Regions from separate parts of the Mus musculus genome. Here regions 2, 3 and 4 are each linked to region 1. Evidence: chromatin loops called from intact Hi-C (ENCODE). Cell type or tissue: left cerebral cortex. All regions are shown on one strand.

What was found. Peaks named below come from ENCODE experiments on the same cell type or tissue, not always from the same donor. Only the 100,000 strongest peaks of a DNase experiment are listed, where the experiment ranks them.
Region 2: it touches region 1 in a loop (5-fold over the local background); 2 of 42 quality-filtered maps call a loop at or near these places.
Region 3: it touches region 1 in a loop (2.8-fold over the local background); 13 of 42 quality-filtered maps call a loop at or near these places.
Region 4: it touches region 1 in a loop (6-fold over the local background); 20 of 42 quality-filtered maps call a loop at or near these places.

The regions. Positions count from the first base shown.
Region 1 is chr15:76,740,563-76,748,562 of GRCm38, reverse strand. It overlaps Arhgap39 (Rho GTPase activating protein 39), which reads left to right. Exons shown (of 12, transcript NM_001168288.2): 4 at 6,967-7,050. Among named protein-coding and RNA genes, the nearest start is that of C030006K11Rik, 21 kb to the right of the region's middle. In left cerebral cortex, CTCF peaks have their summits at 3,142 (motif pointing left) and 6,963; DNase peaks (open chromatin) are centred at 4,268, 4,913, 5,093, 5,502 and 2 more places; H3K27ac peaks cover 1,234 bases.
Region 2 is chr15:77,000,849-77,008,848 of GRCm38, reverse strand. It overlaps Gm52199 (a long non-coding RNA gene), which reads left to right. Exons shown (of 3, transcript XR_003951577.1): 3 at 4,071-5,290. Among named protein-coding and RNA genes, the nearest start is that of Gm52199, 10 kb to the left of the region's middle. In left cerebral cortex, a CTCF peak has its summit at 4,774 (motif pointing right); a DNase peak (open chromatin) is centred at 4,789.
Region 3 is chr15:76,847,744-76,855,743 of GRCm38, reverse strand. It overlaps Zfp251 (zinc finger protein 251), which reads left to right. Exons shown (of 4, transcript NM_001007568.2): 4 at 1,130-3,613. The coding sequence ends at 2,751. Among named protein-coding and RNA genes, the nearest start is that of Zfp251, 20 kb to the left of the region's middle. In left cerebral cortex, a CTCF peak has its summit at 3,906 (motif pointing right); DNase peaks (open chromatin) are centred at 1,586, 2,079 and 3,921.
Region 4 is chr15:76,814,408-76,822,407 of GRCm38, reverse strand. It overlaps Arhgap39 (Rho GTPase activating protein 39), which reads left to right and starts at 4,242. Exons shown (of 12, transcript NM_001168288.2): 1 at 4,242-4,416. In left cerebral cortex, CTCF peaks have their summits at 1,647 (motif pointing left) and 4,190 (motif pointing left); DNase peaks (open chromatin) are centred at 4,175, 4,734, 5,115, 5,575 and 1 more place; H3K4me3 peaks cover 2,559 bases; H3K27ac peaks cover 2,185 bases.

The sequences.
Region 1 (8,000 bases):
ACGCTTCCTTTTAAAAGCAGGGTCTAACTATGTAGACCAGGCTAGTCTCAAACTCAGAGATCTGCCTGCCTCTGCGTCTTGAGTGCTGGGATTAAAGGTGTGCACCATCTCCTCCTCCAACTGCTATGCATTGTTACCATCTCGACAACCCCTCAGTCCTTGTTCTCTCTGCCAGTACCTCTGTAAATGGAAGTGCTCATCTCCATAACTTTTTTAAAATAATTTTACTTTTTTAAAAAGATGTATTGTATGTGGGGACGTTTTGCCTGCATGTTTTCTGTACCATGCCTGTGTCTAGTATTCTCAGAGACCAGAAGAGGGTGTCAGACTCCCTAGAACTAGAGCTACAGACCCATGTGAGCTGCTGAGAGGAAGCTGGTGGCTGATCCCAGGTCCTCTACACTAGCAGGAAGCACCCTGAACTGATGAGCCATCATTGCACCCCAACTTTCTAAGTATTTGGGACAGGGTCTTGTGTAATCCTGGCTGACCTTGAATTTACTATGTACCAGAAGATGACCTTGGACTTGTGGTCTTCCTATCTCTGCTTCCCAAGTAAAATTCTAGGTGTGTGCAGTCACACTTGGTTTTAGTCAGTGCTAGCGCTTTATGCAAACTAGGCAAGCACTCTACCGAACAGCTGGCTCAGAGACCTAGCTCCTCATCTCTGGAACTTTAGCTTGGGTCATTTTGTATTTTTGTATATTTTATGCTTCTGATGCCTTGTTTAGCCTTTTTTAAACTTTATTACTACTATTATTATTGTTACTACTACTACTGGTGTAAGTGTATTGTATATATGGGAACAGCACACACGTGCTACCGTATGCACACACGTGCTACCGTACGCATGTGGATGTCAGAAGGCCACTTTGTAGAGTTGATTCTCTCCTTCTATCTTTACTTGTGTTCTGGAAATCAAACTGAGATCATCAGGCAAGTATTGGCCTGCTGAGAGTATTGGCCTGCTGAGTCACCTCCCTTAGTCTATTCAGCTTTCCTTTTGTCTTGCTTCCCCTTCTAACTTTGAGCATATGGAACACACTTTGAATTACTCTCATGCCCTCTTCTGCTAATTTCACCATCTGTGTTCATTCTGGGCCAGGTCCACTGGCTGGCTGTCCTCTTTGCAGGGTACTCCATAAACCAGAATTCCGCCCTGGTGAGGACAGGGATACTACACATGATGGAGGGCATCTGCTCAATAGAGCACTTAGGGTCATGTTCTGAGAGGGAACCAAAGTACCTTGTGAGCAGCAGGTTGCCAATATAGCTGCTCCAAGGAGCAGGAACAGTGACAGTCCCTGACATCAAAACCAGTGTTGGGACTAGGTCGATGGCTCAGTGGGGAAACTGCCTGCCATGAAAATATAAGACCTGCATTTGGATACCAACACCCTTTTTTTTTTTTTTAAAGCCAGCCATAGGATCCAGGCTTGGTGGGACACACTTTTAATCCCAGGAGGCAGAAACAGGCAGATTTCTATGAGTTCATGAGACCAGCCTGGTCTGTGTAGTGGTTCCAGCCAGCCAAGCCTACATAGAGAGACCTTGCTTCAAAAAAACAAAAACTGGGAATAATTGTACACGCCTTTAATCCCAGCACTCTGGAATCAGAGTCAAGAGGATCTATGAGTTTGAGGCCAGCCTGGTCTACAGAGCGAGTTCCAGTACAGCCAGGGCTACATGGAGAAACCCTATCTCGAAAACAAGAAGCATCAGATGACAGCCTTAGTCTCTGCATGCATGCAAACAAGCATGCACACAGAGACACACATACCATGGCAAATGAAACCAATGGCAAACATTCATATGTTGTGAACTGTGACAATATCTTTGCCTCTTCACACAAACAGGTGTTGCCAAGGAAAGAGATCCAGTCAAGTGTAGTTTGAGCTGAGCACAGTCATCACGTAGCAACTTCAAGATCTTAGCTTCCTCTTTTGACATTAATTTTTAATTTGTTTTTATTTGAGCCTGGGTCCCAGACATGGAACTCATTATGTCTCCCAAGATGGCCTCAAAGTAATGGCAATTTTCCTGCCTCGTCTTCCCCTTTGCTGCAGTTATAAGCACGAGCCACCCCGCCCAGCTGATCCCTGTCTTTATCATGCCTTGCAGGTTAATGGCATCTGAAGGTTATACAGGATCTTTTTAGTTACATGGTTAGATGGATTGTAAAATAAATTTCTTTTGCATTTTATCTGAAAATGTTGCAGTTAATTCTGCTACAGACATGTTGGTTTTGTTGTTTGTTTGTTTGTTTGTTTGTTGGGCTGTTTTGTTTTGTTTTGGTTTTTGGGTTTGGTTTGGTTTGGTTTGGTTTTTTCGAGACAGGATTTCTCTGTGTAGCCCTGGCTGTCCTGAAACTCACTCTGTAGGCCAGGCTGGTCTCGAACTCAGAAATCCACCTGCCTCTGCCTCCCGAGTGCTGGGATTAAAGGCGTGCGCCACCAACACCTAGCAACAGACATGTTGGAGTGGTATCATGCCTCCTCTTTTAATGTTGATAGCTTGGGAAAGAAGCAGCTGGCTGTTGTCTGAGATTGAGCCATCGGTCAGCTCATCTGTCTCTGGGTTGTAGGCTTCATTCACTAAGAAACACTAGCCATACGGGGTGGGGTGGGCACCTCTGACAGAAGGCTTTCAAAGTCTGAGGAAGGACATTCACAAGTTTGAGGCTAGCCTAAGGCTGTATGACTGAAACTTTTTCTCACTCAGAAAATTTCAACTGTCTTTTCTTAGTTTAAGAAAAAAGCCATAGTATAGTTTTAAGCTTATAGCATGCTTGTGTGGGGGGCAAGAGTCTTCAGCTCCTCTCTCTCTCTCTCTCTCTCTCTCTCTCTCCCCCCCCCCTCTCACACACACATACACATCTTCCATGGGCTTATTATTTCTACATAAGCTTACATTTCCCCAAAGATTTCTTTCTAGCATACTTGATCTGTTCCTAAGCCTGTAACACACACACACACACACACACACACACACACACACACATATATTCTGAGCATGACTGGTTGCAACACACTTTGGCAATTTTTACTCCAGGTTGTGCTTCATCTGTGGCTCATCACCCTATTTTCTCCTGAGAGACTCATGTGTTGAAGGCTTTGTCTCCACCTAGTGGTGGTGTTGACAGGTAATCAACCCATTCCTGAACCCACAGTGAACTAGCTAGTCCCAGGTGTTTCCCTGATACTCCGTCTTGTTCCTAGTCCTTGCACATGTACCTTCTCGGTCCCCGTCGTCCCCCCCGGCCCCCAGTTCCTCTGCTGCTATAAGTGGAACAACTCTGTCCACTTCCTCCTTTCAGATAACGCTGTCTCACCAGAGGTTAGACCAGGCAGCTCAGCACAGATGGGGCAGAGGTCACTACAGTTGTGTTTACACGTCATGTGTTATTTTCTAGCTTTTGCTCTGCATTATAACTCTATATTTGAAGATACTGACCAGTAGTTTCTGTTAATATTTACCATTCATTCATTCGGTCCTTTGAAAGACCATACAGAAGTAAAAATAAAACTGTCTCTGTAGTGTTATGTACTGTGAGTCTTTAGGCATATGTTCTTGCAGTTTTCAAATATTGTCTAACAGTCTGAGAGATGTGGTGGCACACACCAGTAAGCAATGCTGAAGAGGACGATCATGACTTCATGACACAGGAACAGTGTGCTCACCTGGCTTTTACACGTGTAATTTCTTCTTACTATATGTAATATTTTCCTAATTTTCTATAGGCTGTGTACTGAATTCTTATATATTGTCTCAGGCCATGTTCTGCCCCCATAGTTAAATATTTTTTTTTTCAAGATTTATTTATTTATTATATGTAAGTACACTGTAGCTGTCTTCAGACACTCCAGAAGAGGGAGTCAGATCTCGTTACCGATGGTTGTGAGCCACCATGTGGTTGCTGGGATTTGAACTCCAGACCTTCGGAAGAGCAGTCGGGTGCTCTTACCCACTGAGCCATCTCACCAGCCCCCATAGTTAAATATTTTTAGCGAGGTGATTCACAGAGGAAACTGCCTTATTTTGGCTCATTATAGACTAGAGGCAGTGGAGCAGGGGAGAGACAGAGGCGCTGACCTACCCCACAGTGCCTTGCTCTCAGCAGCTAACTCATCTCTTAAGAGCACTCTACTCCCACAGAAACTCATCACTCCCTCAGAGGGAGTAGTCTTCAAGGTAGCCTTTCCATATCATTAGGTTAGAAGCAGATTTCAGTGTGAGTTGGTGAAAGCAAAGCATGGCGTGTGCATTTGGGTTGGTAATCAGACTGTGTGTGAGTCTCGGAGCCTGTGCTTTCTCAGGGCTTCGGTGTCTGAGCAGGCAGCTTTCTGCCACGTGTTCGCACAGTGGTGTCATTGAGCTCTGCCTCTTTACTTTCAGCATCTTCCCTTAACTGTTTTTACATTTTTTTTTCAGTATTTTTATTTTGTGTGTGAGTCTAGGCCGATGTGTTTGCCTGTCTGTTGTGTGCCTGTGGAAGTCAGAGGTCAGCTTCAGAGGTCTTTGTCTATCATCACTTTCCAGTGTATTTTTTGAAGCAACACCTCCTACTACCTTGAAGTTTGCCATTTTGGCTAGATTTGCTAGTCCATCAGCTCTGAGGATCTCCGTCTCCCAGCCTAGAGCTTCAGGTGTGTGACGTCACACTGGCTCTTTTACGTAGATGCTAGAGTCTGAGCTCAGATCCTCATGCTTCACCCACTAAGCCACCCCATAGTCGCCCCTCAACCACCTTAGAGTTCTGACCCAGCACGGTCCTTATTCTACTTGTAAAGAGGGTCCTAATGCTTATCCCAGGCTGCCCTTGAACCTCAGTGTCCCGATTGTTGAAGTTACGAGCATAGATCCCGAAGCCCAGCTAAAGTGAGACTTTGATGAGAATGATGCTTGAAACTGAACCCAGGGCCTTGTGTGCCCGAGGTAAGCTTCCACTACTGAGCTGCACTGTCACTTTACGCCCGAGATGTCGGCTTCTTTTCTGTTGCTGTTGTTGCCGAATACACTTGGTTTTTAAATAGTCAGCTAAAAAGCAGAAAAGTCGCAGGAGGTGGTTATATGCCTGGTTATACACCGGCTCCATGTGATGTGTTTGGTAGCTCAGGCAGAGAAGTTTCAGCGGCTTCAATACTTGAACCAGGAGGACTTCGTGAAGGACATAGTGGTAGTGAGCCTTCCTGGATGACGAGAACCTTTTCCATAGATCTGTACTGAGCTCCGTGAGGACAGTTTAAGGCTCGTGTTTGAATATAAAACAGTAGAAGGGGAGGATATTCTATTTTTAGAAGGTAGTTAATCTTGAAGGAGTTTACAGTTTGGAGAGAGACCAGGCCCATCATACAACTGAATAGTCTGGTCTCTAGGCCCTGGGAGTCTAGGTATCGTATCTATAGCCCCTCCTGAGGAATTCATACCACCTACTGTCCAGGAGGAATGCAGGTATCCCCTGTCGGCAGATGCTCACATTCGGATCTTAGGATCAAAATGAGGAGAGTTAAAAGTGGAGGAGTTTGCTCCATTTGGCAGGATTAACACTATATACCATGAAAATTCTCTAGCATTCAGAGGCTCTTTCAACAGTACTACATATGCCGGTTCAGAAATCTGCTGTTTTGCCTAGAGCCAAGGAATCGAACAAAGAAATTTAAGCCGCATCTCATTCACATCCAGGCTAAAGTGTGATCTAAGGAATGAATGAGGTGTGTGCAAATGGAATGCAGGTCGTAAAAGACATTAGGGTACTTGTGATCCTTCTATAATTTAACTATTCAAGATTATATATAATATGAAATTTTCCTAATGATTTTTTTTTTTTTTGAGACAGGGTTTCTCTGTGTAGCCCTAACTGTCCTGGAACTCACTCTGAAGATCAGGTTGGCCTCGAACTCAGAATCGCTTGCCTCTGCCTCCGGAGTACTGGGATTAAAGGCGTGCACCACCACCGCCCGGCTTGTTCTTTAACTTTTAAGTGAAGGCTAGGAGGCTACAAGTCTCCATTAATACTACTAGTAACTTTTTGTTTTAGCTTTTTAAGACTGACATCTAGACTGGGTATAACGGTGCACACCTTGAATCCCAACCCGGGAGGCAGAGGCAGAAGGAGCTCAGTGAGTCTGAAGTCAGCAGGTCCGCATGGTGAGGCCCTGTCTCAAAGCAATAAAGACTGAAAGCAGCCAGTGCCCCTCTATCTATGCATTAGCAGCTGTTCCAAAATGGTCTTACCCTCTGGCAGCAAGCGTCTACACTAGCATCCTGGCTCTCTGCCTTCTCTTACTGAGTGGTGTAAAAGCCAGGGTTCAGTAGAGATAGTCCTCATCAGACTAAATCAATCTTTCCTTCCAGACTACGGAAGTTCCTTCTCAGTCACAAGTAGGTGTCAGTTTGGCCACCTGCCTCTTGGATAGCTGACAAGGATAATCACTATTTAGATACCCACTTCTGATATCTCCTAGATGTCTTTTTGTCTGCCCTCAGAACATTACAGTCCCCAGAAGAGTCTTTGTAGCATGTCTTCTCTGGTTTTCTGCCATATCTGATTAAAGCTCTCAGTAGCTCCATCTCTGAGCCCTTAGAACAGTGGCTGACATTCTAGGACAGGGCTGGTATCCTGGCATGCTCCATGGCCTCTGGACCACTCTGGCTGTTCTTACCGTAGAAGATAGGAAAGACGGAAGAATTCTTGCTTAGACCATAAAAAGGAACACAGCGACATGGTGGTTCATACTTATATCCCAGCACTCAGAAGGTAGAGGCAGATGGATCTCTGGGAGTGCTGGGCCAGCCAGAGCTGCATAGTGAGCTCCTAGCTATAAACTAAGACAAGAAGGAACGAAGGAACATAAGAAGTGCAACCCAGGTCATCCCCAGGGATGTGAGGGGCAGTCCCGCTCTTGTGTGCTGTGCTCCTGTGTGCTGCACCCAGACTCATGTCGTTTTCTCTCTGCTGTGTTTCAGTTGTTCGCCACCAGGTGTGCTCCTGGAGAAGGACTATGAGGTATACCGGGATTACAGTGCCGACGGCCAGCTCCTTCACTACAGGTAGAACTGCCCGATGTTGGACACACCTGTCTACTGATCTGAGTGTCCTGGTGGGCTGGAGTGGAGTTTGGTTGAGCCCCAGGGGAGGTTGTAAAGCTCACCAGCACCTTGGGTGTAAGCACAAGACACTCAACATAGCCAGCCTCACTGGGAATTCCATTTTGGAAGAGTCGTGTGGCTCCTATCAGCTTCTGGAGGAAGGATGAGGTCTAAGGGATCCTGCATGTGTGTTCTACCCCTGGGTGATACGGACCCCATACTACAGTTACCAGGCCCAATCAGGAGACCCAGGTGTCTTACCCTCTGGCAGCCTAACAAAATGGTAGCAGCCACCTATAATCTTTCTTAGTGACTGGTTTGCTGTGGCAAATGTAGGGCATTTGCAGAGTGTTATGCCTGAGGGTCTCCAGGGGTCCTAAACACAGACCACCCAGGAACAGCATTGGTACTGGGGAAGAAATTGAAAGACATGAGAGGCCTTGAGAGTTTGCTCATCCAATTGGATTTGTTTCCTAGATGTGGAAGGAAATCCGATTCTGCCCTGGTCCTAAGTAACTGTTACTGCAGGTGTATTTTCGGCCTCCCTGGGATTCATTTTCTCATCAGCAATATGGGTCTGGTAGAGACTTATCTCCATGGTGACAATTCAGACCTCAGCTCTGGCCACGAGGTGTGAGATTTCTCATGACCCTTACTTAGCCACTGTCGCAAGCTGAGAAGGTGCACTGCATATGGCAGATGGCCCCATCTAGCCTTCGGCTGGCGAGCACTGTTGGGGGGCTGTTAACCCTTAACATCAGGGCTCATTAGTAACATGGCCATCACCATCTGCATATAGACACCTGTAGTGCTTCCAGGGAAGCAGGCACCCCTCACAGCCACAAATCCCAGTGGACTAAAGAGGCTCTGCAGGCTTTTCTAGATATTGTCAGTATCGGTGGCAGACAGGA
Region 2 (8,000 bases), 260 kb before region 1:
TACCCCCTGCTCCACATGTGACACTGGTGTCTGGAGGCACTGCCCCCTAGGCCTTCTGCCCCTGCAACTCTGGAGAACGCCCAAACCCTCTCCCTCCTTTGTACCACTACCCCACCCTCAGGCACCAAGGCTGCCCAGTAACTCTGGGCTCTAGGCCTAAGAAAGGTGACCAGGGTCCTTAGAAGTCTTGCCAACATCTTCCACATACCATTTTCAGTTGCTGAACTGTGTGGGCTCAATCCAGTACTTTGATCGATCTGAGCCTCTGTGGGGAATTGCAGGCTGGTCTCCAGTGGAGCTGAGGTCTGAACCCTGATGGTCATAATTCACCTTCATGACACGGTAGGCGTTCCCTCATGCTCCTGGAACTCTGGCCTCTGCCTAAGTTACTACCTCCCACAGCCCCCTCAAGAGAAGCATGGTCAGTAGTCATGTAAGCAATGGCCCAAGCTTCTGACCTTCAGGCTAAACTCCTCCCCAGTTAAGACCATAAAAAGGGCTGTTCAGCCCCCACCTCACTCTCTTATGCTCTCACTCCTTTGTCCTCTTACCTCTCACTTCTCTCACTTCTCTTTCCTCTTTCCTTTCTCTTTGTTTTCTTCTTTCCTCTCTTCTCTCTCTCTCTAGCCTTCTCTCTCTCTCTCTCTCCCTCTCTCTCTCTCTTTCTCTCTTCTCTCTTTCCCCCTGTCTTTCTATAATAAAGCTCTTAAACCATAGTGAGTCTCTGCTCCATCAAGATCTGCTGTGCACTCTGGTCAGTGTTGGGAACCTCTTCCCTTATCCCTCTCTCCTATAACCCCAGCACGACAGGGTGTCGCCTCAGGGTCCCTTGTCCACTCCTCGCCGAGTGGGGTCAGAGGCTTAGATGCCCATCCAGGGCTGAGTGGAACGTGTCCGGCAGCCCTCCAATGCCTACGTCCACCTGCCCAGAGCACAGGAACTCTGGCCGGACATTGGGCCCCTTTTCCCTTCCCCTTCTTCCCCTGGGCCCCCCCCCCTTTTTTTTGTTCCTAACAAGTCTCAGACCTCTCCTCAGCAGAAACAGCTTACTCTGCTTTGAAAAAAAAGGACCCAAGGGCCAATGAATCAAGACCAATGTGGGTCAGCGTGTGTGGCTAAGAAGCAGGGGGAATAGAGTAACTGGTGGGGGGCAGGGCAGGCTGGAGTATACTGGGGCATCAGAGCTCAACCCTAGGTATACAAAGACCCACTGAACTGCACACTGCCAGCCCAGAGGATGAGGCTCTCATGATGAGCTGAGCCCGTGTGTGCTCCTACCCCAGAAACTCGGGGTCCCTCCTGATTACTCACGGTGCCCACAGCCCCATGGCCTGTGTACAACTGCAGATACAGGGTGATGTCAACTCCTCGGTCTTAATGAATTTGTGTGCTCATTGAGGGAATTGAGGGATCACATGAGGTCACCGGGGAGACACCAACCACCCAGGGTCCAGAGTCTAGAACCCACGAACACTTGGGGAACAGGTTCCATTGTCCCTCCTATGTTTTCATGTGACATTTTCAGAGGCATAGAGCAGGTAAGGAACTTGCCTGAGGTGACTGAGAGTAGGAGCTGGAGCCAGGACCCAGGCAAAGGTCAACCCCCGTGAAGCTCATTCAGCTCTGAGAAGCTCAGTTTCTTTCCATTAACCCTTGACCCCGGGTGCTGTGAGGACCCAGAAGCCTCTAGAGAGGCAAGAACAGCTTGAGCCCCCCCCCCCAAGGCTCCATCTTTGTCCTGCCATTGTCTTTGACACAGACAATAGAGCCCCTGAGTCCTTTCCTGTGCGCACCATGAGGTGCACGACCTCATCACCCTGGGGTATATGACATCAGTGGGCTTACAGGAAGTGCAGCGATGGTGGTCACCTGGAATCCTGGTGCCCCGAGCCTGCTCCCAGCCACAGTGACTAAGCTGCATGGGAAGGAACTGCACAGAAGCCATTCCCTAGACAGAGCACAGCATAGCACTCCCATGGGCTATGATTACAGCCAGCTCTGCTGCCCACACTGATGTTAATGCCAGCGTCAGCCTCAGCCAGAATTAGGGGCATCAGGGACCCTGTCCTGACCCAGATGTCAGCCAGGGTCATCCAGGCAGGAGGTGACAGCCATATGGCCAGTGGAGATCCAGAGCTGCAAGATATCAGAGTTTCTTCAGGCAACCTGTTCCCATTTCTGCATCCGTGGAATGGGTACAGGCGATGGACTACTCAGAAGGTCTCTGTGATAATCAAGCTCAGCTCAGTGCCAGTGCCTGGCAATTAGCTCTGGACACCCAATCACCCACTTATCTCCTAACAAAATCTGACATCTAAGTTCAGCATCTTAATGCAGCTTGCAGGGACACTCGTAGTTCTGGGGACTGGGAATTTGCAGGAAAAAGCAGCTGGCTCCGGTCTCTCCTGCAGAGTCAGGCTTCAGCCCCTGAGCTAGCCTGGAACATGAAGCTCTACTCCTATATGGCTCCTCCCAAGGCCAGCAGGCTTTCCTCACAAGACCTTCCACCCGAAGAGCCCTTGCAGTACCACACAGGATTCACCCAAGCCATCTGAGAAGCCACAGGGAAACCACAGAATCATTATAACCTGGCCTCAAAAGTCACAGTGACATGTTCTTATTGTCCTGGTGGCCTTGGGAGGGCCTTGACCAAGCCCTCTGCCCAGTAGAGAGGTGAGTACCAGGAGAGAGGATGTTGGGAACCCCCTGTCTGGCCAATAGTGTGGTTCTCCAGGGTTGAAACACCTCTGCAGATGGGACTTGAGCACCCCCAGGCTCTGTGTGACCACACTTTGTCCCTGGTGTATCACAGCACCAGAAAGGGAACTGATCCCAGGCTAGTCGTTTGAAGACAGGGCACTATCCACAGCAACAGGAAACAAAGCAGACGTGACCTGAACCTCAATCACCTAGGAAGGATTCTCTCTCTCTCTCTCTCTCTCTCTCTCTCTCTCTCTCTCTCTCTCTCTCTCAATATTAAAGATTAGAGGTCAGGTAATTTGCCCAAAGTCACACAGTAAATGAAGGTCATGGTTTCAGCTCCGACACATGGGGATTCCACAAGGAACACCATCAGCCAGATATGTCTGGTTTCAGAGCCCATTACTTTAAGGGCAGCTCCCTCTTTGTATATATATAATATCCTGTATATAATATATATTTTAAATTATGTTTGTATATATAGGTTTATGTGCAGTTGCCTGCAGAGGCCAGAAGAGGAGGATCAACTGGAGCTGGAATTACAGGCAGTTTGTGAGTCCCCCTGGACCTGGTCCCCACCCTGTCTTCAAAAGACTAGCCTGGGTTCAGTTCCCTTTCTGGTGCTGTCATACACCAGGGATGAAGTGTGGTCACACAGAGCCTGGGGGGCTCAAGTCCCATCTGCAGAGGTGTTTCAACCCTGGAGCACCACACTATTGGCCAGACAGGGGGTCCCCAACCTAGGTAGGGACCCGGGTGAAAGAGCAACAAGCTCTCTTAACTGCTGAGCTGTCTTTCTAGCCCCAGAGCTCCCTCTTCGTCTTGGTCTAGCTTTCTGCTTCTCAGTTGCCCATAACCAACTCTGTTCTGAGCATACTAAATAGAAAACTCCAGAAATAAATAGTTTCTAAGGTATTTAGATTTTTGGTTGGTTGGTTAGCTTCTTTGATACAAGACCTCACTAATGTAGCTCTGGCTGGCCTGGAACTCATTATGTAGTCCAGGCTGGCCTGGAACTCACAAAGAGTGACCTGCCTCTGCATCCTGAGTGCTAGGATCAAAAGCCTGAGCTACTGTGCCCAGCCAGTTCCTAAGTTTTAAATTGTTTAGCCAATTTTAATAATAGGATAAAAATTTCTCACTGCCACACTGTCTTGACCACACCCTTTATGTACTGTTCCCACACAACACAGGCTACCTGCCCTTTAGACACTCAGTAGCCATCCTGGTTATGACATAAGCTTGTCATGATGTCATCGTGAGGGCAATGATTTATGACAGTATATTGCAATAATTCATCTTTTTATGATATCAGTTACTATTGTTTTTTTTTTACTGTGACTAATTTATACATTAAATTTTTATCACAGGTTTGTATGGTGTAGGAAGAAAAAAAAAACCATATTGTGGATGGAGTTTGGTTCTGCCCATAGTTCCAGACACCCACAAGAGCATCATGGGATATACCTCCTGCAGATATCAGGTGCTTCTGTATCCTGTTCATCTCTTACAGCATCTTCTGTTTGCCTGCGTCATTGGACTGCGGGGTCTGCTGCAACTTTAAGGGCAGCCACGGAAAACAAGCTCATTTGCAGAGCGAACAAATAATATATCGAGCTCCCTGAAAGCAAGACCTTCACAACCATGAGCTTTCTCTAGCCTTGGTTGTCCCTAAGACTGGGGGGATTTCTCTAGTCATGTTTGTCTTTCGGGATGATGGGAGCATTCTGGCTATGGTTTGATCTATGGAGAAGCCTTGACTATCACCTTAGCCTTCTCTCTGGTAATTCAGCTCCCACCTGGTCCTCAGGTGTTGGCTCCCAGACCAAATCCTGCCTTCCCTCCGACCCCTATCCACTCACAGAGCACACACAGCCTTCCAGCTCAGACTCCGGGTAAGCCTCGCCTCTTTGAGAGACCCTCAACACTCAGGGCTGCCCTTGACTGGACAGGGTGTGCTTCAACCAGGCTTTAGTTTCCTCAGCTGAAAAAAACAGTCATCTTGCTCAGGTTGTCCCTTAGTCCTGTGGTTCAGAGGGTGGGGAAAGGCAGCATGTCTCTTCATTGCCACTAGATGGCACCCAGGGGCCACCCATCTCCCTGAAGATGGGACTCCGAGGCATTCCAACCAGAATCCTGAGCCAAGGTCAGTGCATGAAGGTAAGGGGGTCAGTTTAGGAGATCGCGGGGGACATCATGAACTTGGCAGTTCCCAGTCACACCCTCCTCTGAGTGAGTGCCCTGGCTCTCCTTGTCAGTGAACTTCCTGGGTCTCAGAGACCTAATACTGGCACCTCATACAATGTCCTTGCTGACTCTTGGCACAACACAGCCTTCCTAACAACACCCTCTGTCCCTGATGTCATCAGTGTTACTTTGGGTCTCAGGGTCTCAGGATCTCCCCTGGGGAGAGGTCTGGGCATGGTGCCTAGAAATCTGGATCTGCTGTTGGCTGTCCTCTTGCTGTGTGACCTTTGGCAAGTCACTTTCCATCTCTGGTCTTCTGGTTAACTATAACCAGCCTCAAGAAGCTTAGAGTGCCATGGAAGAATCAAGGTGTCCTCAGTTGAAACTACTCAAAGGTTGGGAGGGCCTCAGATCCTGAGCCATGGTCTAAGGAGTGGAATGGTCATGTCCTTCTAGGTCCTGCCTCCTAGAAACAGGAGAGTCAGATTGTCACTAGCTGTCATCAGAGGGACTTAGGCTTCCAGGATAGAGGAGGGTAGAAACTGGATCAGGGGTGGGGTTGTGTCCAAGACCACTCCGTGCCAGCGGTGAAGTCAGGCCTTCTTCCTGCTGAGCAGATCCCCTCCAGCTGCCAAGCCCTTTCAAGGCGAGACATTTAGTTCTTTTAGGCCATGCCTAGGGAGTCCACAGGGATGTATTCAGCTTTGGTCTTTGCTGAAGGCCTGTCTAAAAAAGGTCCTTTCTCAGCTGGGATTCTGACCCCATGTTGTCAAGAGCTGGGCAACCCACTGCTCTGGCAGGATGCAAAGCTCCCTCCTAGACAGCTGGCTACCTGCCCTTTAGACACTCAGTAGCCATCCTGGTTATGACATAAGCTTGTTATGATGTCATTGTAAGGGCAATGATTTATGACAGTATATTGCAATAATTCATCTAGGTGTAGTGGGACATGTCTACAGTCTAGGTGTAGTGGGACATGTCTACAGTCTAGGTGTAGGGGGACATGTCTACAGTCTAGGTGTAGGGGGACATGTCTACAGTCTAGGTGTAGTGGGACATGTCTACAGTCTAGGTGTAGGGGGACATGTCTACAGTCTAGGTGTAGTGGGACATGTCTACAGTCTAGGTGTAGTGGGACATGTCTACAGTCTAGGTGTAGGGGGACAAGGCTACAGTCTAGGTGTAGGGGGACATGGCTACAGTCTAGGTGTAGGGGGACATGGCTACAGTCTAGGTGTAGGGGGACATGGCTACAGTCTAGGTGTAGTGGGACATGTCTACAGTCTAGGTGTAGGGGGACATGTCTACAGTCTAGGTGTAGGGGGACATGGCTACAGTCTAGGTGTAGGGGGACATGGCTACAGTCTAGGTGTAGGGGGACATGGCTACAGTCTAGGTGTAGGGGGACATGTCTACAGTCTAGGTGTAGGGGGACATGTCTACAGTCTAGGTGTAGTGGGACATGTCTACAGTCTAGGTATAGTGGGACATGTCTACAGTCTAGGTGTAGGGGGACATGGCTACAGTCTAGGTGTAGTGGGACATGTCTACAGTCTAGGTGTAGTGGGACATGGCTACAGTCTAGGTGTAGGGGGACATGGCTACAGTCTAGGTGTAGGGGGACATGTCTACAGTCTAGGTGTAGTGGGACATGTCTACAGTGTAGGTGTAGTGGGACATGTCTACAGTCTAGGTGTAGGGGGACATGGCTACAGTCTAGGTGTAGGGGGACATGGCTACAGTCTAGGTGTAGGGGGACATGGCTACAGTCTAGTTGTAGTGGGACATGGCTACAGTCTAGGTGTAGGGGGACATGGCTACAGTCTAGGTGTAGGGGGACATGGCTACAGTCTAGGTGTAGGGGGACATGTCTACAGTCTAGGTGTAGTGGGACATGGCTACAGTCTAGGTGTAGTGGGATATGTCTACAGTCTAGGTGTAGTGGGACATGTCTACAGTCTAGGTGTAGTGGGACATGTCTACAGTCTAGGTGTAGGGGGACATGTCTACAGTCTAGGTGTAGGGGGACATGGCTACAGTCTAGGTGTAGTGGGACATGGCTACAGTCTAGGTGTAGGGGGACATGGCTACAGTCTAGGTGTAGTGAGGCATGGCTACAGTCTAGGTGTAGGGGGACATGTCTACAGTCTAGGTGTAGGGGGACATGGCTACAGTCTAGGTGTAGGGGGACATGGCTACAGTCTAGGTGTAGGGGGACATGGCTACAGTCTAGGTGTAGGGGGACATGGCTACAGTCTAGGTGTAGGGGGACATGTCTACAGTCTAGGTGTAGGGGGACATGGCTACAGTCTAGGTGTAGGGGGACATGGCTACAGTCTAGGTATAGGGGGACATGGCTACAGTCTAGGTGTAGGGGGACATGGCTACAGTCTAGGTGTAGGGGGACATGGCTACAGTCTAGGTGTAGGGGGACATGGCTACAGTCTAGGTGTAGGGGGACATGTCTACAGTCTAGGTGTAGGGGGACATGGCTACAGTCTAGGTGTAGTGGGACATGGCTACAGTCTAGGTGTAGTGGGACATGTCTACAGTCTAGGTGTAGTGGGACATGTCTACAGTCTAGGTGTAGTGGGACATGTCTACAGTCTAGGTGTAGGGGGGACATGTCTACAGTCTAGGTGTAGGAGGGAAGGTTGTGATGACGGTTCTTAGGCTTGGATCTGCCCCATGAAGCTTTTTACAGAGTTTGGATGCTGGGATACAGGGCTGAAGGGCTATGACTATGCATTACCATGTTCCATCGTAGCCCTAAGGGCTAGGGACGTACCAGAGCACATGGCATCTCTCTTTCATACTTCGTGAATGTTCCTGGAAGTCCTGTGGCTGTCTGTCTTAGGGTTTCTATTGCTTTGAAGAGACACCATGACTGTGGCAATTCTTATAAAGAAAAAACATTTAATTGGGGCTGGCTTACAGTTTAAGCAGCTTAGTCCATTATCATCATGGCAGTGTGCAGACAGATAGTCATGGTATTAGAGAAGGAGATGCGAGCTCTACATCTTGATCTGCAGGCAGCAGAAGGGACTGTGTGCCATACTGGGAATAGCTTGAGCAAATGAGACCTCAAAGTCTATCCCCACAGTGACACTTCT
Region 3 (8,000 bases), 110 kb before region 1:
CTTCTTCTTCTTCTTCTTCTTCTTCTTCTTCTTCTTCTTCTTCGTCTTTTTTTTTTTTTTTTGGTTTTTCGAGGCAGGGTTTCTCTGTGTAGCCCTGGCTGTCCTGGAACTCACTCTGTAGACCAGGCTGGCCTCGAACTCAGAAATCCGCCTGCCTCTGCCTCCCAAGTGCTGGGATTAAAGGCCTGTGCCACCACTGCCTGGCAACCTATTGCTTCTTAAACCCAGTCTTCTCAGCCTCTGTGCAGCACCCTCTGTGCCTGTCCCCGTCTCTGCCACCCGCCTCTTGCTCTGGCCATGGTGAGAATTTCTTAGTCCTTGGACGCGGTGACTTCCTCCTCACATTCCGACAGTTGTGCGCCGTCTGCCCCTGCTCGCTGGCGCCCTTACCTGCTTCCGATCCACCCTTCCTCACGGGATCTTCTGACTGTATACACTGATTCCATGTTACAGACTTATCAATTCCTTTTTGAAAACGGTGCCATGTAACTTAATACCAGCACTCGGTGACAGGGTCATGAGTCCCAAACCACCATAGGCTACACAACAAAAACTCTTGATTCAGGAAAACAAAACAATAACTACAAAAAAAAAGTCATCCTCTGCCTTCCCGAGCAGCGCCTCATGCTCTTGATGCTCTTGAGCGCAGAGACTGTGTCTGTCTGTCTCCTGTTGTGTTTCTTACCTGGAACATGATTGGCCTTGTATTTGTTGACTAGATTAATTTGCTGATTTAACACTGGCAGTTTGTTTGGCTCTCCCTTGCTTTGATGACTAGTGAACATTGCTGTCTTTATTCTGCTAGTCAGCTGTCTTTATTTTTAGGTTTTGTCATATTCTTCTACTGAAGCATCTGGTTTTTGCATAATAGCTTTATTTTTTATTTTCTGTTTGTTTGTTTGTTTGTTTAGAGACAGGGTCCTATGTAGTCTTACTGTCCTGGATCTTACTATGTAGACCAGGCTAGCCTTGTACTCATAGAAATCTACCTGCCTCTACATCCCAAGCGCCAGGACCAAAGGCGTGCATTCATAACTGGTGCATCATAACTTATGGGAACATGAAGCAAATTGTGATTTCTGCTGACAGGGGTTTCTCTGCTCATTTATTTGTGCTTTTTGTTTAACAGATTCTGAGATCGAGGCCGAGAAGGAGCTATCCATTTTAAACCAGAAATGTTTCGAAGAAGTAAAAACCCCAGAATTCATATCACCGAAATTCCCAAGGGCTTATTCACAGGCGTCTGAGCCCCAGGAAGCTTGTGCCCATGAAGGTCAGGGAGATGGGAGCCACGGAAGCTCTGCTACTCAGGGTTTGAAGAGCATTGCTAAAAAGGACGCTGCGGTCTGTAGGGAGCAGTTTCCCAAGAACGCCCAGACTTCTGTGTTTGACAAACACTTGAATCCCAGCCAAAGTGTTGTTACAGTTCAAAGAAATAAAGCAGGACAGAGAATCTTTAAATGTGACATATGCAATAAAACGTTTAAATATAATTCAGACCTAAGTCGGCACCGCAGGAGTCACACTGGGGAAAAGCCTTATGAATGCGGTCCGTGTGGGCGGGCCTTTACACACAGCTCAAATCTTATTCTTCACCAGCGAATTCACACTGGGAATAAACCATTTAAGTGCGAGGAATGTGGGAAAACTTTTGGGCTCAATTCCTATCTCCGTCTGCATCAGAGAATTCACACCGGAGAAAAGCCGTTTGGGTGTAAGGAGTGTGGGAAGGCCTTCAGTAGAAGTTCAAGTCTCATTCAGCACCGTATAATACACACAGGGGAGAAACCCTACAAGTGTGATGAGTGTGGGAAAGCCTTCAGCCAAAGCCCCCAGTTAACTCAGCACCAGAGGATCCACACCGGGGAGAAGCCCCACGGCTGCACTTGGTGTGGAAAGGCTTTCAGTCGGAACGCGAGCCTTATCCAGCACCAGAGGATCCACACGGGGGAGAAGCCCCACAAGTGCGCTCAGTGCGGGAAAGCCTTCAGCCAGAGCTCCAGCCTGTTCCTTCACCACCGGGTCCACACTGGCGAGAAGCCCTACGTGTGTGGAGAATGTGGCCGGGCCTTTGGCTTCAATTCTCATCTTACCGAGCACGTTAGGATTCACACCGGGGAGAAGCCCTATGTGTGCGGCGAGTGTGGCAAAGCCTTCAGCCGTAGTTCCACGCTGATGCAGCACCGCCGAGTGCACACCGGGGAGAAGCCCTATCAGTGCGCGGAGTGTGGGAAGGCCTTCATCCAGAGCTCCCAGCTCACCCTCCACCAGCGTGTTCACACCGGGGAGAAGCCTTACGAGTGTGGGCTCTGTGGGAAGGCCTTCAGCAGGAGGTCAGCCCTCACTCAGCACCAGCGGGTTCACATGGGCGAGAACCCACAGGAATTTGAGTGTGGCCCCGATTTTGTTTATGACTCCAGCCATCTGTCCGCTGGAGAGAGACACGGCAGGGCCTTCAGCCACAGTGCGAAACTTGTCCTGCAGTGGACGATTCGAAGTGATGAGAAATCCCGGGGTTGTCATGAGTGTGGGAAAACTTACAGCACTTCCTCACAGTCCATGGACTATCAGAAAAGTCAGGCTGGGGAGAAACCCTACAAATGCCAGGAATGTGGTGGTAAAGCTGGTAGTGGTGTGTCGCCCCTTACTCCACACCACGTGACGCGTGTTGGAGAGAAGCCACAATTGAAGGACGGATCTGAAAGATACTTAATTCAAATCAAAAAGATTTTCCAAGAAAGAGATTTTTAATGTGACAAATGTGGAAAAAAGCTTAGAAACGTTGCTTTATATTAGGTAGGATTGCATAATGCAAGTTAAATGAACTGTTACTAACAGACTTGTTCGTTAGGAGGCTGGGGCTGTGTAGCCTATTGTGTCCACCCAACCCACACTCCATGCCCAAGGTCCTGACCCACTCAGAACAGCAGGTCACGTTAGCATCAGGTCAAGTTTAGGTTTTTATCACAGGGTTGAATTCCCACACTAAAGAGCAGTTGATGGGAGGTTTCAAGATGAGGACGTCTCTTCATTGGTGATTTTAAGAGAGAAACCCAGAGAACTGGGGGATTTGGCTTGTCTCAATGATGCTAAGGAAAGATATGGCCATGATTGGCAAGCATGTGGATGGTTTGGGGACCGAGGTGTCTCTGTCAGTGGCTGGTGGGACTAAATGTAGGTTCTCTAGGTGCAAAGGATATGGAAGCTTTGGGGGGAAGCCACTGTGAGGCGAAGGGTGGAGGCTGCAGAGACATCAGCACAAACTGACAGCTGTGGTGACCAGAGCTTAGGGCCAGCAGTGACAAGGACAGCTACAAAGAGTAAAACTGCTGGAGATTGTCCTGGTGCTGTAATTTAAAGATCTTTTGGTCCTCACTGAATTAGTCATGTGCAGTGTACAAATGTTGTAATTTCCATTCTCCTCTGCCAACACAGCATGACTCCCAGGTATCCTCATTACCAGACTTTCCTTTTTAACAAAGTGCTGTCTGTGTTTTGTTTTTTAAAAGTCTTGCCAGGCACTCGAGTGACAGAGACAGGTGGATCTCTCTGAGTTTGAGGTCCCAGATCAGCCAGGGCTACATAGACCCTGTCTCATAAAAAAAAAAAAAAAGTTTTGAAAAGCATTTTAGATTTTACTTTTTGTTTTTACTATGACTCCTTGTTTGTTTGTTTCTTACTGATTTTGGTTTGGTTTGTTTTTGTTGTTGTTTTTGTTTTGATGGGGGGTTGGTTGTATTCCCCGTTTTCACCGTCTACTGGGGTTATCCTGTGAGGTTGGGTGCCTCCACTCTGACAGCAAATGGATTCAGAATCTACCCTTTTGTTCCTTTGGAAGTTGAGCAAGCTGTGGTTTTCTCCAACTCCAGACAACATTTCTCAGTGAAGCGAGGTTGGATGGACACTAGTTGGCAGCAGAGCTGCCTGAATCCGGCCTACATACTCACCGTGCTGTGTACCCCAGAGTCAGTGCGGACACTGGGAGGTTCCTGATGGTGTTATTTATATTGTACTTTTTTTTTACTGCAAGATGTACACAAATAAGCCATCAATGTTGTATTTGCAGTGGCTAAGGAATTCTTACACCCAGTTTCCTTGGACTTAATGAAGCCAATTAAAAAACTGTGAAAATCAATATCAGTCTGTAGTGATGGTATGACTCGGCACAGTGCCTGCCTAGTATGTACAAAAACCTTGGTTTAATCTCTAGCACTGTAAAAACTGGGCGTCTTGATGCACATTTTTTTTTTTGTTGTTGTTGATGCACACTTTTAAGTTCAAGGTCACACTTAACCACATAGCAAATTCAAGATCAACTTAGGCTACATGAGACCCCACCTAAAACAAAACAGAAAACCAAATACATAGTTAATTAATTCTAGCAAGCAATGCAAACTGAGGGGGTTGCTTGTCATATTTAAGTTGAAAATAAACATGAGGGAATTCATCTTGGAAAATAATGTAGTTTGTGTGGAAGTTACTGTTGCATGCAGGTCAGCTATATGGCATCACACACGGCTTAATGACTGTGTGTCACTAGAAGCAGTACCAACTGGTTCTTTCAGGCCCCAACCTTCAACCTTGAATGACCGCATGCCCCAAATATCTAACCTCATCTTATACAAATGACCTATTTTTGATGCCCACAACCCTTGACTGCCAAGGAAACTAACAGTGGTGTTGATAACCTCGTTCTGGTAGTCCCCAGAAGGCAGGAGAAGATCGTCAGCATATTACAGTAGGCACGTCTAGGTAGTGGGACAATTCTCAAAACTGTTCGAGTATCTGGTCAAACCCATTAGAAGAATTATGGGAGCCCATTAATATTCTTGCTTTCTCCAAGATGGGGATCTTCCCACTCAAAGGCAAAGAAGGTTCATTGTCAGCTTAATGGTGCAAGCTCAAAGGCATCTTTTCAGTCTGTTAGCCTGAACCACTGTTGGGGTCTGACTGAGGAGGGGACCACAAGGTGTTTACTTTTGACAATCTGCTTAATTGCTCTAAGATCTTGGACTAATTGATATGAACCATCATACTTCTTGACTGGTAGAATTGGGGTATTGAAGGAAGACATACAGGACTTAAGAAGTCTGTCTTTCATGAGCGCCATGATAGGTTTAAACCCTAATCTTCCCTCTAAGGGAATAGGATAGGATAGCGCCTTCTTCTAACGCGTGTATAGGGTGTTTCAGCTCGGTTTGGATGGGAGGAAGGACCCTGCAAGTCACACCAGTTTCCTTCTTGGGCCCAAACATTAGGTTTGATTTGTTTTTCAGCCCCGGGGAATCATCAAATCAAGGGAAACCTTGACTTCATCCTGAAAAATGTTCATTCCAGCTCCTAATTTGGATATCCAATCTCTCCCCTATAGGTTGGTTCCTGCTTCTGGAACACAAACTGTGTTATTCTTTGCCTATCCTGAAGATTCATTGTAGTTTTTTTTTTTTTCAGAAAGTGGAGGAGAGAATTCTCCCCTCACCTTGGTTACGACCAAGGAATTCCCCTGATCAAAAAGAAATATGATTTCTTCCTCCATAGGAACTGTCATTAAAGGCTCTCATGAGGTGTCAGTGAAAAATAGACCCTTTGATTCCCTTCCCCAAATTGTCATTAAAATGTATGAGGCATTCCTTCTCAAAGTGTCCCACCTTTCCACATTTGTTTTCTCCTGTCCTTATCATTTCTCCTCCATTCCTAGTCTGCTGTAAGCATCCCGGGGCCTCCGCTACCAGAAAGGTATAAGGAAGACATCATTGGGATCCTAAGCCTTTGTCCTGTTCCAGGGGCATTTGGTTCACAGAGGGAGAGAATGATCTTAGCTTTCTGTTTCTGCTTCTCATGCCTGCACGCATGCTCTTCCTGGGCCTCTACAAGCAAATCTTTAAGTTCTCTACCCTTCCAACTTTCTAACTTTAGTAACTTTTTAAAAATGTCTGGCCAACTGTTGGTCATAAAATGTAACTTTAGCATCCCATGATCAAAGGAGTCCTCCAGTTTTAATTCAGACTATTTTCTCATTTGATCCTTTAAGAATTCATCTGGGGGGGGGAGGGGGCTGGAGAGATAGCTTAGTGGTTAAGAACACTGACAGCTCTTCCACAAGTCCTGAGTTCAAATCCCAGCAACCACATGGTGGCTCCCAACCATCTATAATGGGATCCCATGCCCCCTTCTGGTGTTTTTGAAGACAGCTACAGTGTGTACTCATATACATAAAATAAATAAATATATCTTAAAAAAAACAAGAAAAGAATTAATTTGGGAAGCCAGGCAGTGGTGGTGCATGACTTTAACCCCAGCACTCAGGAGGCAGAGGCAGTCGGATTTCTGAGTTTGAGGCCAGCCTGGTCTACAAAGCTAGTTCCAGGACAGCCAGGGCTACACAGAGAAACCTTGCCTTGAAAGAACAAACAAGAGAATTCAGCTGGAACTTCGTCTCCCTAGTTTAGCATTAAAAGCCTTAATATTCTGAGATCAACCGATTTTCTTATTTCCCTAATAATAAGGACCCTCAGATTCCTCCTATGTCCCCAGTGGACTTCATTGTTACCATCCTATCAGGATCCTGATTAAGACATTTAGCATTGACAACCAGGACTCTAGGTCCAGCTAGGTGCTCCCTCTCTTAGATGATGCTCAAAGCCATTCTTTGTTGTTGTTGTTCTTAAAAGATTTATTTATGTATGTAAGTACGCTGCAGCTGTCCTCAGACACACCAAAAGAGGGCATCAGATCCTATTACAGATGGTTGTGAGCCACCATGTTGTTTCTGGGAATTGAATTCAGGACCTCTGGAAGGCAGTTCATGTTCTTAACCACTGAGCCATCTCTGTAGCCCTCAAAGCCATTTTTATCAACATCCATTCTTCCCCTAAGAAAACAAAACTCAGTATTGATACTAATTCACCCCATGTATAAACCTGGGGGCCCAATAATTGATCCAATTGGTTTGATACTCCAAAGGGCTCACCCAGAAGAGGTGTCAGCTCTCTTAAGGATTTTAACTTGAAAACTATTAAGGAGAACATAAGTCCAATTTTACCACCCCCTAAGGGAACTTCTGTAGATGGGTACATTGGATGGGAAAGATCCTTATGTGGTTGAGCTTTGAGGATATTGGAATTGAAACTTTCTATATTCTTTTTTTACATTGTTTTAACTCATGTCTTAAGGTGGGGTTACTGGGACTTCTGGTGGGGGGGGCGGGTTGGGAATTGAGTAGACAGAAGTGGGAGATAAAGAGTTGGTAGAAGAATAGATTCTATATTTCTCTACCGAACAGTATGTTCAGACCTGTAATAGAAATACCCCACTTCTGGTACCTACTTCTTTCTTGGTGACTTTCAATTGCTGTGATGAAGTACATTAACCAAGACAACTTATAGAATAGAGCATTTAGTTGGGGGCCTGCTTACAGTTTCAGAGGGTGGTCCAGTAATGTCATGGTTGGGAGCATGGTGGCAGACTGGCCTGGTGCTGGAGCAGTAACTGAGAGCTCAGATCTGATCTGCAAGTTGTAGGCAGAGGGACAGAGACTGTGTGGGCTTTTGAAACCTCAAACCTCACTCCCCCAGTGACATATTTCCTCCAACAAGGTCACACCTCCTAACCCTTCCCAAACAGTTCCACCAACTGGGAACCAAACAGTCAGATACATGAGTGTGGGGAGTCATTCTCATGCAAACCACGACATGCCCTCACGGAATCAGTATAGCAAACAAATGGTTTGTTCATCCTGCAAGTCTAGGTTTGAGTCCATCCCTAAGGAAGTCCTACCAGCACCGCAGGTGATTCAAGATTCAAGAATTGACATAATAGTGCTTATACCTGAGGAGCCATCTCTCTCTCACCTCAGAGCCAAAATTCTCTTAATAGTTTTTCTCTTAATGGCACAGGGTGTCATGTAGCCCAGGCTGGCCTAGATTTTGCTATGGAGTCAAAGGTGACCTTGAACTTAAGACTCTCTTGCCTCAAGTTCCATCATGCTTGATTATAGGCAT
Region 4 (8,000 bases), 74 kb before region 1:
TGCCTCCCAAGTGCTGGGATCAAAGGGAGGTGCCACCATGCCCAGAATTGGGACATTTCTTAATCCTCCCCACTTGACAATTTAAGCATCAGAACTCCTCTCAACAAAGGCCATTCGACCATAAGGTAAGGTGTTGAATGTTCCCCAGAGGTAAAGACAAAGGTGATAATGGACGAAGGCACTGTATTCAACAAGTAACCTAAACAGGAATGTGTCTGTGCATAATTGTGAACAAGGGAAGACCAAAACACGGTGATACTGAGGTGCTAGGCTTGTTTTTCCAGGACACAGTCACCAAAGAAATAAGAGTATGGTAGGGTGCATAGGATAGGAAGTAATGGAGGGATTTTGTTTTTACAAAGAATAATGTGAGAGGGTACTCAGGCTTTATCTTATGTATTTATTTACTTTTTTAAAGGTTTATTTATTTATTTATTTAATGTATATGGGTACACTGTAGCTGAACAATTGGTTGTGAGCCTTCATGTGGTTGTTAGGAATTGAATTTTTAGCACCTCTGCTTGCTCAGATCAACCCAGCTCGCTCCAGCCCAAAGATTTATTTATTGTTATACATAAGTACACTGTAGCTGCCTTCAGACAGCACCAGAAGAGGGCATCAGATCTCATTGTGGGTGGTTATGAGCCATCATGTGGTTGCTGGGATTTGAACTCAGGATCTTTGGAAGAGCAGTCAGTGCTCTTACCTGCTGAGCCATCTCACCAGCCCAAGTAGTCGGCCTTTAAAGAGCACTGGTTATTCTTCCAGAGGACTCATGTTAGGTTCCTCGCAGCCATCCCACTCCATCCCTTGGGGGATCTGACACCCTTTTCTGACCTCCACAGGCACCAGGCACAAACATAGTACACAAATATTGTTGGCAAAACACCCATGCACATAAAATACAGAAAGAAACAAAAAAGAACAATGTTAGCATGTATCTGAGTGTTCTTGAAAACTGTTCAATAGAAATGGCCATATTAATAATGCAAGGGACAGAAAGAAGTCCAGACCTCTAGTCCAACCTTCAGAATGAGCAGAACAGCCTGCAAACTTTCCACAGGCAGGGAAAGTGGGAGGCCAGAGATGGGTGTGTGCAGTCCTGTAGTTTGGTAATGGGAGGGAGACTTTTGGTTTCCAATAGGAGGCCTAACTAAAGGGCTCTGAGAAGTTATGGAATGGCCACCATCTTTGAAAGCCTTCTGAAGAGAAACACAAGACTGCTTGAGAGTGAGCAGCACTCATTCTAAGTTTGTGACCAAAGGTTCAAAAGGGAAGAGACAGGGGCTGGAGAGGTGGCTCAGTGGTTAAGAGCACTGACTGTTCTTCCGAAGGTCCTGAGTTCAATTCCCAGCAACCACATGGTGGCTCACAAACCATCCGTAATGAGATCTGATGCCCTCTTCTGGTGTGTCTAAAGACAGCTACAGTGTACTTACATATAATAATAAATAAATCTTAAAAAGAAGTGGGGGGGGGGGGGAGAGGCAGCAGGGGTTAGCGGTGGGCATTGCTGGAGAGATGGCTCAGCAGTTAAGAGCACTTACTGTTCCTCTAGAGGACCTGGGTTCAGTTCCTAGCACCCACAGGGCAGCTGACAACCGTCTGCAACTCCAATCCTAGGGTGTCTGATGACCTCTTCTGGGCCTCCACAGGCACTGCATGTGTGGTACAGGGACAGACACTCGTTCAGGCAAGCACATAAAACATAACAAACATCTCAAAAATATTGAAACAAACAAAAAACACTCAAAAGGAATCCAGTCAGCCATGTTGGTAATGTTTCTTCAGCCGCAGGGAGGAGACGGTCTTCCTTCATCCAAGTCAGCTTACTTCAGGTGGGTGAACAAGGAAAAAAATTCGTCACCAAAGGCCAATATTCTGTATATCTCACACCCTCTAAAACTTTTGTGTAAAGAAATTCAAACCTTTTACTTTCCTCTACCTGGTAAAGCTTTTCTTTCCACAAAGGCCCTGCCCTCCTCCAGTTCCCAAACGTGATCTGCAGCAGCTGACACCTCACCCTCTCCCTTTCATTTACTCCAAGCTGAATCTTTTTAAACTGAATCAGGCTGAATCAGGAAAAGACTATGAGGTGACCCCAGGCAATAGGAAAAAAGACACAGTCACCACCTGCCTTAGGATACACTCGAAGTGAGCTTCTGGCCCTCGAGGACTTGCTAGCCCGGTTAATTTCATTTTTGCAAAGATAAATAGCCTTGCTGCTTGTGCGTTCCTTTCTGCAGCATTTAGAACGTCTGTTTCCAGCCGCATTGCTGAGGGGGCTGGAGACAGAGCAGGAGCCCTCATCCATACCTAAGAGCAGAGCCCAGGATGACTCAGCAAGGACGTGCTAAGTGTGAGCACAGTGGAGATCCCCAGGGCTTGGGTCTGCAGCACTGCGGGGTGTGGAAGGCTCTGAGCTCTCTTGGTCTGGATACAGATGGAACGCTGTGTGCAGTCCTGGAAGAGCTTTGGGCCATTTTATTTGTCTGCAAGTGGAATTTAAATACGACACAGAGAAATGAAGACATGAGCTGGAGATGACCTGCCACTAGCTTGATGGCCCAAGTTCCATCCTCGGGACTCAATAGCCGAAGAGAAATGACTCCTTTAGAGTTTGTCTTCTGACATCTCTACAGAGGTCTTGACACATGCAGCCCTACAGACATACAAACTAAATAAGCAAAATATTCTGAAGGCTCATTTTCACCATTTTAAAAAATGTGTGTGTGTGTGTGTACACATGAATACTATTGATCTCATGGAGCTGGAGTTATAGGTGTTTTGTTTTGTTTTGTTTGTTTGTTTGTTTTTTGGTTTTTTGAGACAGGGTTTCTCTGTATAGCCTTGGCTATCCTGGAACTCACTCTGTAGACCAGGCTGGCCTTGAACTCAGAAATCCGCCTGCCTCTGCCTCCCAAGTGCTGGGATTAAAGGCATGTGCCACCTCTGTCAGGCATTATAGGTGGTTTTGAGTCACCTGACATGGATGCTGGGAATTGAACTTGAATCCTCAGGAAGAGCAGTATTTACTCTTAATTGTCAAGCCAAGGTAAAAAAAAAGTTTGGTTTTTTTTTTGTGTGTGTGTGTGTGTGTTTTTCTTTTTAAAGTAAAGAACTGGTGTCGGGCAGTAATGGCCCACGTCTTTAATTTCAGCACTAGCAAAGTGAGGCAGGTAGATAGCTCTGAGTTTGAGGCTAGTCTGGTCTACTGATCGAGTTACAGGACAGCCGGGGCTACACAGAGAAACCTGTCTCAAAAAACGAAAACATGAACAAACAAAAACAACAACAACAACACTGAATATTCCGAAGTCTGGGAGGGTGACAAACGCACTTGTAATGTGTTAAAGACGGATTTTAAGTTTGAGGCCAGCCCGGGTACACAGAGCAAGAGCTCGTCAAATACAAAAAACCCAAATGGCAGCTGAGGATGTAGCTCAGTAGGTAAAGGGCTTTCCTAGAATGGGTTTCACCTCCTCAGCTGTGTAAACCGGATATGGTGCCTGTAATCCTCGCACAAGAGAGATGAAGACGGGATTAGAGTTTCAAAGTCATCCTTCGCTACATAGGGAAGTTGAAGGTCAGCCTGGGCCATCTGAAATTCTCTCTCTTAAAAAAAATTAATAAGAAGTTAAAAGGGCCATGGAGTGGGTAGAGGTGCTCTCTGTGCAAGCCTGATGATGCGAGTTCCGTCATTAGAACCCATGGTGAAAGGAGTTGTCCTCCGATTTCCACACGGACACTGTTGGCACGTGCGTGCACATGCTTCACACACAATACACATTACAAAAAAAAAAAAAAAAATAGAAAAGAGAGCACATTTAAAGCTGTGCCTGAGTTACTACGAGAATAGTCAAGGAAATAAAAGGAGGAAAATAATAAAGGGAAGTTACAAACATGGAATACGCAGAGTATTTTAGACAATAGCTACCTTTCCAGAGTCAAGGAAGAGGTATATCTCAAGCTTAGGAACCCCAGCAGGGCTAGAACTAATAGAGTCACGCCACACCCACGTTAGGACACACCTGAGGTGACCCAGACCTCCAGAAGTGGGCGGGTACAGGTGAGAGCGGAACGGCCGGCTAGCGCGGCATCGGGGGCGGGGCCTCCGACAGAGGCAAGGCTCCCTCGGAGCTCCCGAGGGGCTGCGCGGTGGCGCAGGCGCATTGCAGCCTCGCGGGCGGCGCCCCCTGGCGGCGCCACCATCCTCGCGGGGGCGGAGTCGGAGGCGGGGGGTTGCGCTTGGTGACGGGGGACGCGCGGCCGCAGCGCACTGGACCAGCGGCGGAGACCCAGGACGTGAAGCGCTGGCTGCGGCGGCGACGGCGGCCGGGAGCCGCCGGGAGCTGGGGCGCAGCGTGCGGTCGGTGATGAGGGGCAGTGGCGGCGCTCCGGGCGCAGGGCCGGCTGGTGAGAGCGCGGGAGGTGGGCGGCGCGGGCCGGGAAGATGGCGGAGAGGCCTCGCTGCGGCCCCACGGCCTGGCCCAGGCGGAGGCCCCCCAGTCCAGTCGTGCTAGAAATCGGGGCCCCAGGTGACCCGGTAGGGGAGGGTCCGCAGGAGGACGCCGCGGCCAAGGGCCAGGGAGTGTGAAGGCGGGTTTGCGTAAGAGCAGGGGCCCGAGGGTGGTGGGTGTGAGGGTGCCATGGTCTGCACGCGTGCCCGGCCTTTGGATGGGCGTGAGTGCGTGTGTGTCCCTGGCCAAGATAGTTGTGTGCGAGCCCTTTGCTTGAGGTGGTTGGGGTTGGGGTGGACCTGATGGTGGGTGTGAGATGTGAGGGTGCCCGGCCTGCAGACAGGTGTGTGTAGTCAGCCCGAGGACAGGTGTGCGTGCGTTCTGTGTCCAGGCCCAGAGCCGGTGGTGTGCTTGTGCCCTTTCTGTGCACTGGGCTCCGGTCCGTTTGGGGGTGGTGAGAGATAGTGCTTGCCGAACGAGGATCTTGCGGGCTAGGCTTTGTCCGCGATGCCCGGCAGTCGGTGGGCGTCTCTGGGTCGGGTCGTGGCTTGCTTGCGCGTGGTGCGCCCTGGCTTCGCGGCAGGGCCTCTGCGGCAGGCTCGGGTGGTCCTCTCCCCGGCCTTTCAGACTTGGAACTCCCTGGGCGCCTGCTGTTTGGCAGGCGTGGGGTGGGTGGGGGCTGCGAGCCGGCAGGCTGTGCATCCCGGGCCAGGCAGGCTGTCTTTATTTTAAAACGTGCTGCCCGCTTCGGGCGCGGCAGCTGTGGGTGTGTTCCATGCTGCTGCTCACCGCAGCTGCTGTGGGCGCTACGCAACCTTCAGCCGCAAAAATGCGGCTGGACCCCCTCCCCCTTCAGTGTTGTTCGGGTTGGCCAGGCCTCCAGTGACCTCTGCAGAAAAACGTACAGTTGCAAGGCTTCAGTTCCTCCCGTGGTGCAGACAATACGGACGTTTGTCTTTGGGAGCTAGGGAGGGCAATTGAGCACTGCGTCCTGGGCGCAGTCTGTAAACAGCAGGTGGTTTTGTCCCTGCTCCCCTTTTTACAACGAACGTGGGGGGAAGGGAATTAGAAGGAGAGGTGTGACTGGATAGTCCGGAAAGCCAGTCTTCAAGGGATTCTGAGTGCCTAGGAGGGAATAGAGAGATGTGACTCCTTCCAGCTCGTGGTCTAATCAGCTGTCTTGTAAGAGTCTGGAGCAGAGTGAAAATGAGTGCTGGTTCTGGAGCCAGACTGACCGCCCTTGAGTCATGACTCCTCCTTTACTGGCTTTGTGGTATTAGGTAAGGTCTCTCTGCCTTTGGTTTCTTGGCTGTAAAATGGGTACACTAATAGTATTGGTCTCAGAATGCTGTTGTGAGGACTCTGTGACTTAAGACTTGTAAAATTTTTCACACCTGGGAAGTTTTGAGTGTTAGGAATTGTTCTTGCTACGAAATTGCAAGCTGTCAGGGTTAGGTATAGGTTGGACTGTGTGTTACAAAGTGCATAAACTAAGTGTGTGTGTGTGTTAAAATTGTAATTTCGTCTGAATTTTGCTATGTGCTCAGGTAGGTTTCAAACTCATGATCTTGTCTGGCATGCATTGCCATGCTTGGCACAAAGTACTTGTGTGTGTGCAAGTATGTATGTGTGTGTGCATACATGTAATTATTTTCATTTTGTGTGTATGGGCTAGTGTGTGTGTGTGTTTAATTATTTTCATTTTATGTTTGTGCCAGCTCTGTCGAGTAGAGGTCAGAAGATAAATTTTAGGAGTTATCTCTCATATCAAAGTGCCCATACGCACTGACACACACATCTAGCTGGTTGGAAGCAAATCTTTCTAAAGAAAAAAAGAACAATTTTATACACTTAGATAAATTAATTGCATAGAGTTGCTTTAAAAGTCTCTTTGGTAAGGAAACCTCTCGTGCAGCACACAGATTGCCACAGTGCTGACCGGGAGACGTGAGCTTGGTGTTGCCAGAGGGAAGGGGGCATGCAGGCCCTGGGCAGTGAGAGCCAGGCCTACAGTGTTGTACTGCACAGTGTTACCTTTGAATTAAGAAAGGTAACCTTATTAAGGATAAACTTTGACACTGAAGACGTAAGTAACAAAATGAGAGCCAGGTTTTACCTGTATGGTAGCGGGCCTTGGTAAATTACCGGAAGAAGTTCAGATAGACTTTAAACCAAAGTGAGGGGGATTGCTGTGTTTTTCAAGGAAACAGTTAATCTAGTCATTACGTTTCCCTCTTTATCTCAGAATTACTCTGGAAAATGGTAAAATAGCATTCGTACTCTGATAGAAAAGTTAAGTGAGGTCTTGAGACTTGTGGCAGTGAAGGTGAGAATGTTTTGTTTGTTTGTTTGTTCCTAAGGATATGGTGTCCAGCACTTGGGAGGAGAAAGAAGAATTGAGGCCAAGCTGAGTTATATGAACCACTTAAGTTATATGAGACCATGTCTTTAAACAAAAGAAAAAAGTAGTCCAGTCTCATTCTGGCCTCTGCCATATGCCTGCTGGGGCAGAGGGCTGTGGATTAGGAACTGCACCCAACAAAGACTCACGGGTCCGTGCATAGTTTCGCAGTCTAGCTATTGCAGCCTCTCCTGAGGTGTCTTGACTCCTTGATGCTGTTGAGAGAAGAAAAAAAAAAATCCTTGAACTATGTTCCTGTGCTGAAATGTCCAGTTTGACTGGCAGAACCTTTTCACTGGATCTTACAAGCAATCCTCACAGTTGGCCTTTTGGGTGAGGCTTTATGTTGTCACAAAGCTGTGTTCACTGAGGTAGACTAGATGTGCAGCCAGCCATGGACATGCAGAGACAGTATGAGTTGGTTACTGGCTCCTGAGCCCCATTTCCCATTGTTCCTTTCTCACCTCCCCAGATAACACGCTTCCCCTCAGCTACTGACCTCTGTGGTTCCTGTGTTGCCCTGTTCGGTCTCTGTTGGCCCCTTGAATTGTTCCCAACTTATGCCCCTGGTATTCCTGTGCCCTGTGACAGAGTCTGACCTGGACCTTGTCCTAGGGCAGCTGTTAGCAACCTGTTAGGTAGTCTCTCCTCACCTGGGTTAGCACTGCCCATGTCTGCTGCTACAGTGATCAGGACCTGGGTGACATTTCCTAGGTGTGTCTTCTTGAACTCATGCAAGTTAGGAGTGCCCAATGTCCTGTCCGTCTCTGCTGTTACAGTAACATAAGTGAACTTTATTGGCATCTGTTGTGAGTTATAGTGATGTGTCATTCTCTCATGGAGAATGCATACTAACCTTTTTACAGTGTATACTGAGAAGAGCCAGGCATCATCTGTTCCTCTCGGTTGGTGTTTTGAGTGTGTAGGAGGTTGTGTGTGTGATATGTGTATGCGTGTGTATGTGGTGTGTCTGTATGTAAGTCTGTGTGTGTTTGTGGTACAGGTATGTTTGTATGTGTTTGTATTTGTATGGTATATGTGTGTAGTGTGTATATATGTGTGTATGTGGTATGTCTCTGTGTGTGTGATATGAGTTGTCTGTGTGTGTGTATTTGAGTATGTGTGTGTTTGTATGTATG